2 separate regions of the Mus musculus genome follow, and region 2 is linked to region 1. The links are chromatin contacts, found by Hi-C in ENCODE. All regions are on one chromosome and are shown on one strand. The core of a region is the stretch at or near the end of the contact, and the rest is flanking DNA. Distances in the headings are between cores, read along the strand shown. Region 1 holds the start of Rab34 (RAB34, member RAS oncogene family). Region 2 holds the start of Ksr1 (kinase suppressor of ras 1).

Region 1 (3,825 bases), core at 695-3,194:
ATGATGGCTGAAAGAGTGACAGAAACAGCTGCAGACTGACAGGAAGATGAATGGATGGATGTCTTTGCCTTTTCCCTGTCCATCACCTCTCCTCAGAACACTGACTGATGTGCTCTTAGACTTCCTGCATTCCAGAGCCAAATCCCTACCTTGAGCTCCACGGTAGTAGGTGGAAGCAATGCACTTGAACCTTTCCTGACCAGCCGTGTCCCAACTGGAAGAAAGGAGAGCAGAACCCAGATAATAGGGTGTGCAAAATGGGATGACAAGGCTATCTGGAAGGAGTGGAAGAGACACTCACAGTTGGAGACTGAAGGGGACACCCAAGACTTCAAATCGTTCCATCTCAAAATCCACTCCGATGGTAGCCTTGTAATTCTTATCGAAGGTGTCTTTGCAGAACCTAAGGAGACACCAAGTAGCCTGTAGCCCCGCCTACCCTGTTAAACTGGATCCAGCTGAGTCTTTGCCCGGCCAAGCTCCAGTACCCTGTTACCTATTAATGAGACAGGTCTTCCCCACAGATAGGTCTCCCACAACGATGACCTTGGATATCTTAAATCTGTTGGACAGAAGAGTGGATGGACAGAGAAAATCCATATCAACTAAGGTACATTACCATAGATAGGCAGGTCTCCCTGGAAGCCCAGAAAGTCCTGCACAGATGTGCTGTGGAGCAGTGTTCAACATTAGGGACTTTCAGACCTGTTTTTCTGGAGTGATGGGGGAGGAAGTCGTGTAGTGCTGGGGGTAGCCTAGGAGGGCTCTGCACATGTTAGAATAGTGTGATCGTTCACTCTGTCTCTGTCTGTCTGTCACTCCTCCCCGCTCTCAGATACCCCGCCCCCGACTAGAGGTTCTATGGGTGGTGTGACTCTCCCTGTTGGATGTCTTTTCCATAGGCTCACAACCTCAATGGGAGGAAACTGGGAGAACATCAGAACTGAGGCATAACCTTGTAACCACAAAGGGGTGAATGACTTCAAAGTTTCTTGAGTAATTTTTTAGCTAGGAGTGTCCCTAACTCACCCCACGGTGCCTGTCCGGTGCTCCTGGCAGGCGCAAGTGACGCGGGGGTGGAAGTCTTTGCGCACGTGCAAAGCGGCCTCTTTCTTCAGGCACTGAGAGGAACATTGTGAGAATGGAGCTTTTGTGCCATAGCCAAGCAGCCCTGGGCTGGGGGTGGGGTGGGAAGCGGACCACCCAGGAGCAGCGGGCCTTGCAGGGCGACGGGGCTGGGCCACCTTCTCCCCGCCCACACTCAGCGACAGCCAGAGGCCCGACGTGGCCCTGGTGCCTACCTGGGGCAGCTCCGCCAGGACGCGGTCCCTCCGCACGGGCGCCAGAATGTTCATCTTGTCTGCGGCCTTGCGGGGCTCCCCGGGAAGGCGCAGAGGCCTGATCCGCCCCGGCGGCCGGGACCCGTGGAGACCCGACGATTATCCGCGGCCGCGGGGTACCGACAATCACCCGGGGCCACGGAGAGCCTGTGGGAGCCCTCGGCCTTGGAGACGCTACGACCACCGCGGGCCAAGGGGACGAGACAATCACCCCGGGTCTGGGAGAGCCCACAATCACCCGAGCCCGGGGCGTCCCGAAGACCACTCGGGGGCGGGGAGATCCCCCGGCCGCTAGTTGTGGGCGGGGAGTCGCGTCCCGGGGAGCCCGGGCCCGCGCGGATCCTACAATGACACGGGGTCGGATAGCCCCTACGATAACCCGGGGCCGCGGAGACCCGACGACAACTCGGGGCTGGGATGGCCCTACCATAACAGAGAGGCCTGGGGGGGCTCGGGGCCGCCCCGCCACACGGGGTCACTTTGCGCAGGGGCAGCAACTGCCGACGCCCTCGACCGGTGAGAGGAGGGGGCGACAACCCTAGACGCGCAGCGAGGCCCGCCGTCCCACTCTGCGAGCGTTGCAACACGATCCCCGGAAATTCCTGGAGAAGGGCCGCCCCCTGCCCCGCACCCCGTCGCTCCCGGGTTTGCAGCCGCCTTCAGCGCGGCCCTCGCCAACCCCCTCCTCTCCTCTCCTCCTCGCGCGCTGCCCGGGCTCCAGATGCCCTACCCAACGCCAGGACCGCCTACACCCAGACTGGAGCCTTTCCAGACTGGGATCCCTTAAGTCTCTCCCCTCCATCTCCCTGTTGGAGCCGCGTCTTCCCCGGGACCACTTACCCAACGGAACTGGTGATGGGGAACCCGTGATTGTAGCACAGCATCTGGCAAGACCCGGAGCCGCCGAGGGGAAAAGGGGGAGAGAAGGGGCCCAAGGAGAGGCGGTGCTTCCCTCCACGACTCCAGGCCTGGCACATGACTCATAGAGTCTGCCCCTGCTCGCCCTTCTGCCCTGGGAGGTGAGAGGGATCTCCTAACGGGGGTGTCAAGATCTGAACGAGGTGTCCACTAAGGACCAGACGTCCCAGATCTGTTGACTTCTCCCGTCGAGCCTCCTTCCATGAAAGATAAAGAAGTGTTAGGTAGACTGTGAAACTTCGTCTTTTGGCGTGGTCACTCACCACTATGGGATTGCAGAACCCTGCTTCTAATACGGATGAACATTTTCTAGCCGGAATAGAACAGTCAAAACCAGAACAGCTTTTCCTTTTTGTACACACACACCGCCCGCGCAAAGAAGAAATTGATATATGTTTATATGTTTGGAGCTAAATTTGAAGATACAAAAATGAGTGGAATACAGTATTAGAAGGGGAAGACTAGTTCAGGATTGAGGACTATGAAATTATTCACAAGAAAAACTAGAGTAAGAGAAATCACAGCTGTCTCAGCTGTGGCTAAAACTACTTAAGGATCATTACTGGCGTCTAGCACGGGGGCTGACACCTGTGGTTCTAGCACTTATGAGGCTGGGGACTTTACTTTAAAGCCAGCCTGGACTACAGAGTATGACTTTTGTCTTTTTTTTTTTTTTTTTTTTTTTTTGGTTTTTTTCGAGACAGGGTTTCTCTGTATAGCCCTGGCTGTCCTGGAACTCACTTTGTAGACCAGGCTGGCCTCGAACTCAGAAATCCGCCTGCCTCTGCCTCCTGAGTGCTGGGATTAAAGGCGTGCGCCACCTTGCCCGGTGACTTTTGTCTTAAAATAAATCTGGATGTGATGCACTTGGAGGCAGAGGTAGACCTTTGTGAGTTTGAAGCCAACCTGATTTACTTAAAGAGCTCCAGGCAATTCAGAGTTGTGTTGTGAGGTCCTGTCTCAAGAACTAAGAGGAGGAGGAGAGGGAGGAAGAGGAGGAGGAGGAAAACAATGATTAGGTTTGGAGAGACAGTTCAAGAAGGCTCAGAGGTTAAGAGCACTGACTGCTCTTCCAAAGGTCCTGAGTTCAAATCCCAGCAACCACATGGTGTCTGACAATCATCTGTAACAAGATCTGACTCCCTCTTCTAGAATGTCTGAAGACAGCTACAGTGTAGTTACATATAATAAATCAATCAATCAAAAAAAAAAGTAATTAAGAACACTTGCTGCTGATCTTATAGAGATCAGGGTTTCTGCTCCGACCTGTACCCCGAGTTCCAGGGGTTTAGACACACTCTTCTCTCCTCCTGCACCAAGCATGCATGTGCTACACAGTTTCATGCAGGCAAAACACTCATACACATAAAATAATTTTAAATACTAGGGACTGTAGATCATGTAGTCATGTAGTAATGACTGCAGTCATTACTCAACAGTGTACAGTGCATGTGTGTTCTGAGAGAAGGCCCTTAGTTTATTTCCCAGCAGCCACATGTTGTCTTCTCCTGTTGAGCCTCCTCCCGTGGTTCAGGACCACCAGGAACTCCAGCTCCAGGGTATCCTA
Region 2 (3,825 bases), core at 864-3,363, 960 kb before region 1:
GGATGAAGGAGCCCTCCCCTTGACTGTGACACTGTTCAAGCTTGAAAACCACCATTGCAGTTTTATTTCAAGGTAGTTGCTTCTCGTATACAGGGTCTGGAGTGGGGCTGTGGTAACAGAAAGGGCTGGGAACATGTAAGTACACCAGAGGGGTCTTGTTCACAGAGTGGGGATTGTTGTATCTTCATAATCCTTTGAGACAGGGTCCCACTAGATAGGTTAGGTCGGTCTCAAGTAAAGAATTCTCCTGCCTCAGCCTGTAAAGTGCTGGGATTAATGTGAGCTCCCACACCTACCTGTATCAGTAATTCTTTTTTTTTTTTTTTTTTAAAGATTTATTTATTTACTTATTATATGTAAGTACACTGTAGCTGTCTTCAGAAACCCCAGAAGAGGGCATCAGATTTCATTACGGATGGTTGTGAGCCACCATGTGGTTGCTGGGATTTGAACTCGGGACCTTCGGAAGAGCAGTCGGAGCTCTTAACCACTGAGCCATCTCGCCAGCCCCAGTAATTCTTTTTGTTTAGCTCTGTTCGATTAATTTTGTTTTATGGGTCTGAGTGTTTTGCCTGCATGCATGTATGTGTAGCCATGTGACTACTTGGTGCTCACAGAGGTTAGAAGGCATCAGAATCCCTAGAACTGGAGTTACAAATGGCTGTGATCCATCACACGGATGCAGGGCACAGAACTCCTCATCCTTTGCAGGAGCGAGCGCTCCTAACTGCTGAGCTATCTGTCTAACCCAACACTGTTTTTGAGGCAAGACCTCACTATATATGTAGCCCAAGCTGGTCTTGAATTCACTATTTGACCAGATTGGTCTTGAACTCACAGAGATCCTCCTGCCTCTGCCTCTGGAGTGCTGGGATTAAAAGTGTGTACACTTGACTTCAGTTTTTACTTCTTTTTTCGAGACAGGGTTTCTCTGTGTAGCCCTGGCTGTCTTGGAACTTGCTCTGTAGACCAGGCTGGCCTGGAACTCACAGAGATTCTCCTGCCTCTGCTTCCAGAGTGCCACTGCCACCTGGCTCATTTTCACTTCATTTTTATTGCTAGAACATGTGAGGTGGACTGATGGGAGAGGAGAATGAGCAGGTGTGGTAAAGCTTAAATTAGGGCAGACTGGGAAACACCACTGCTAAGACCACTGACTGCTGAGGCTCAGGGTCTCATCTAGATAGTGTGAAGTTAGAAAGGAGCTAGCATGTATACTTGATCGCACATGCCAGCAGTTAATATGGGTGCTGTTAGAAACATAACTTTTTTAAAGAAACCCTCTAGACTAGATGGCTATGACTACCCTATTTGATGTGAAGGGGAAACTTGGGCACTCAGAGGAAAGCTATTTGTCCAAGTTCACATACTGGGTAGACCCAGGTTCTCTCTGGCTCGAAACTCTTAGAACTGTTCAACAAATTAATATTTTGCCCATGTGGCATCTACAGGGTATGGGGGGCACTAAATTTATTTTGTTGAGTAAATAGAACACAGAAGAAAGTCCTTTCTCCTTGCCTGCACAGTAACTTTGGTGTGACAATTCAGGGTCAAGCTCTATGTGAACACAAACACAGCCTCGTCGGGTGTTGTGAGATTTTGATGAAGGTGGGTGTTTCTTTTTCTTTTCTTTTGATAGTGTTGGGGAATCAAACCTAGGGCTTTGTGTTTGCCTGGCAAATGTTCTGCCGCTGAGCTACACTTTTAGCGCATTCCCATACATGGTAACCCCTAAACTCATACAAAAATTTTAGGACCCTCAATATCCTACAAGACAGGGGTTATCTGGGTCTGAGCCATCAGCCCCTTCCCCACCCCATTCGCCAGTCTCGGAAAGCTACTGATGTGTGTGCGCTTGCGTGTGTGAGAAGGGTGTAGTAGTGGGAGATGGGGGTAAAGGAATCAAACTCCCTAGACCACGACGCGCACGAATTGGAGCAGGCGCAGAGCAGCCCCTTCTAGACGTCAGGCGGGGCCGAAGTGCGGGCGGGGCCCCGAGGGCGCGGGCCAGAAAGCAGATGCGATGCGCGGACTACAAGTCCCAGAATGCGTCGCGGCCCCGATCCGGCCCCCGCTGTCGCTTAAAGGCTCCAACAACCACAGCCGTCGGGTAGTGGAGGCTTTCGCTTTGCCGCCGCGTCTGGGCGGGAGGAGGAGCGGACTGGGCAGCAGGCTTTCGGGACTGCAGGCTTAGGCGGCGCCAAGGGGCGCTCCTAGTGCAGCCTTCCTGGCTCGGGGCTTTCCTGCCGAGGCGCCCGTGTCCCCGGGCTCCTCGCCTCGGCCCCCAGCGGCCCCGATGCCGAGGCATGGATAGAGCGGCGTTGCGCGCGGCAGCGATGGGCGAGAAAAAGGAGGGCGGCGGCGGGGGCGCCGCGGCGGACGGGGGCGCAGGGGCCGCCGTCAGCCGGGCGCTGCAGCAGTGCGGCCAGCTGCAGAAGCTCATCGATATCTCCATCGGCAGTCTGCGCGGGCTGCGCACCAAGTGCTCAGTGTCTAACGACCTCACACAGCAGGAGATCCGGACCCTAGAGGTAAGGGGCCGTTGCGCCCCACGTCCGGACCCGGCGGTGGCCCGGGAGCCGCCCCACTGCTTTCCTTCCCGAGTTGCATCCTGCAGCGGGGTTGCTGGCTGGAGTCTTCCTCCCTTTCCCGAGCTCTCTGATGCGGCAGCGTGAGGACCTACGACCAGCTCTCACTTTGGAAGAATTTAGGGGAGGGGGGTGTTAGCGTGGAACTGGATCGAGTCTCGAAGACCAGCGTGCCGAGTAGGATGCACAGGGCACCCCACTGCAAACCCCTTTCCGCCTTCACCCTATTTCCAGTGCCCACAGTAGTCATTGTCCCACTGAATCACGCGCCGGTCTTTTCTCCGTGTGCTTTAAGTCCGGTAGCGTGGGCTGGGGCGATGTGGGGGACGTCCCTTGAAGTGTGAGCGTCGATCGATCGGTGGCACTGACTTTCCCCTCACTCCCCACTCTCCTTGTTGTCCGTTTCTTTCCTTTCCACCAGGTCTCTGCCGCTTTTCAAAAAGTGTTTGCTGAAACAGCATTTTTGCTGTTCAGGCGTTGGGGTGCTTGTCTTTGGAGATGTCACAGCGGTTCACTGCTTAAAATGAAATTACCCTTTGACTTCCCTACTCCACCCCAAACACTGAGCTTTGGCCTAGGAAGGATTATACTGGGGAAGGGAACCTTTGGTAAGAACAGGCTACTTAAGGGGGTTGCTGACAGAGATAACCTGGAGTGCAATGAGGAAACAAGATGTGTGAGCTCTCTTCTCTCAAATTATACAGTTGGGAAGTGCAGCATTAAAACGATTTGGAAGAACCAGCCAGAAAGGTGGTTGGCATTTCAGAAGGGGACGCTCCCCCACCCCCTTACACATTGGGGGGGAAACTAGTGCCTTCCCAACTTGCTTTTGCCCAGAGACTGGAAGACCTTTGAAAGTGAAGGGGTTATTTAGTAACTCTTTCCCTAAGAAGGGCCTTTCCCTGGCATTGCCACATTTGGTTTCTGTAGGTCTGAGGATGTCTTGTTAGATACATAATACCCTTTCTCTCTCCTCTCTCTCTCTCTCTCTCTCTCTCTCTCTCTCTCACACACACACACACACACACACACACACAATTGCTAATTGCATCTGCCAGCTGTCCTAGAGCCAGCTGATGATTGCTGTAATTATTACAAGACCAGCCCTCCCTCCTCTCGCACCACAAGCCTGAATCCTTGTTTGATCCAAAATGCTCAGGGTGACTCTCCCTTAGTTGTATTTTCATAAAAGCCATGAAGCCAGGGACATTGGGAGACTCCAAACAGTGCTGGCTAT

What was found. A loop is a pair of places that touch in the nucleus more often than their neighbours do.
Region 2: a loop to region 1 is called in a map of regulatory T cell, with 7 times the contacts of the local background. The contact joins the promoter of Ksr1 here to the promoter of Rab34 in region 1. A Hi-C loop is called at or near these places in 3 of 37 maps with a recorded cell type or tissue (T-helper 17 cell, T-helper 2 cell and regulatory T cell).

What each region holds. Positions count from the first base shown.
Region 1 is chr11:78,186,867-78,190,691 of GRCm38, reverse strand. It overlaps Rab34 (RAB34, member RAS oncogene family), which reads right to left and starts at 1,944. Exons shown (of 10, transcript NM_033475.3): 1 at 1,302-1,944; 2 at 1,030-1,121; 3 at 497-562; 4 at 302-403; 5 at 150-214; 6 at 1-7. The coding sequence starts at 1,355. RefSeq lists an enhancer at 921-1,153.
Region 2 is chr11:79,144,761-79,148,585 of GRCm38, reverse strand. Ksr1 (kinase suppressor of ras 1) reads left to right here and starts at 2,113. Exons shown (of 19, transcript NM_013571.3): 1 at 2,113-2,531. The coding sequence starts at 2,307.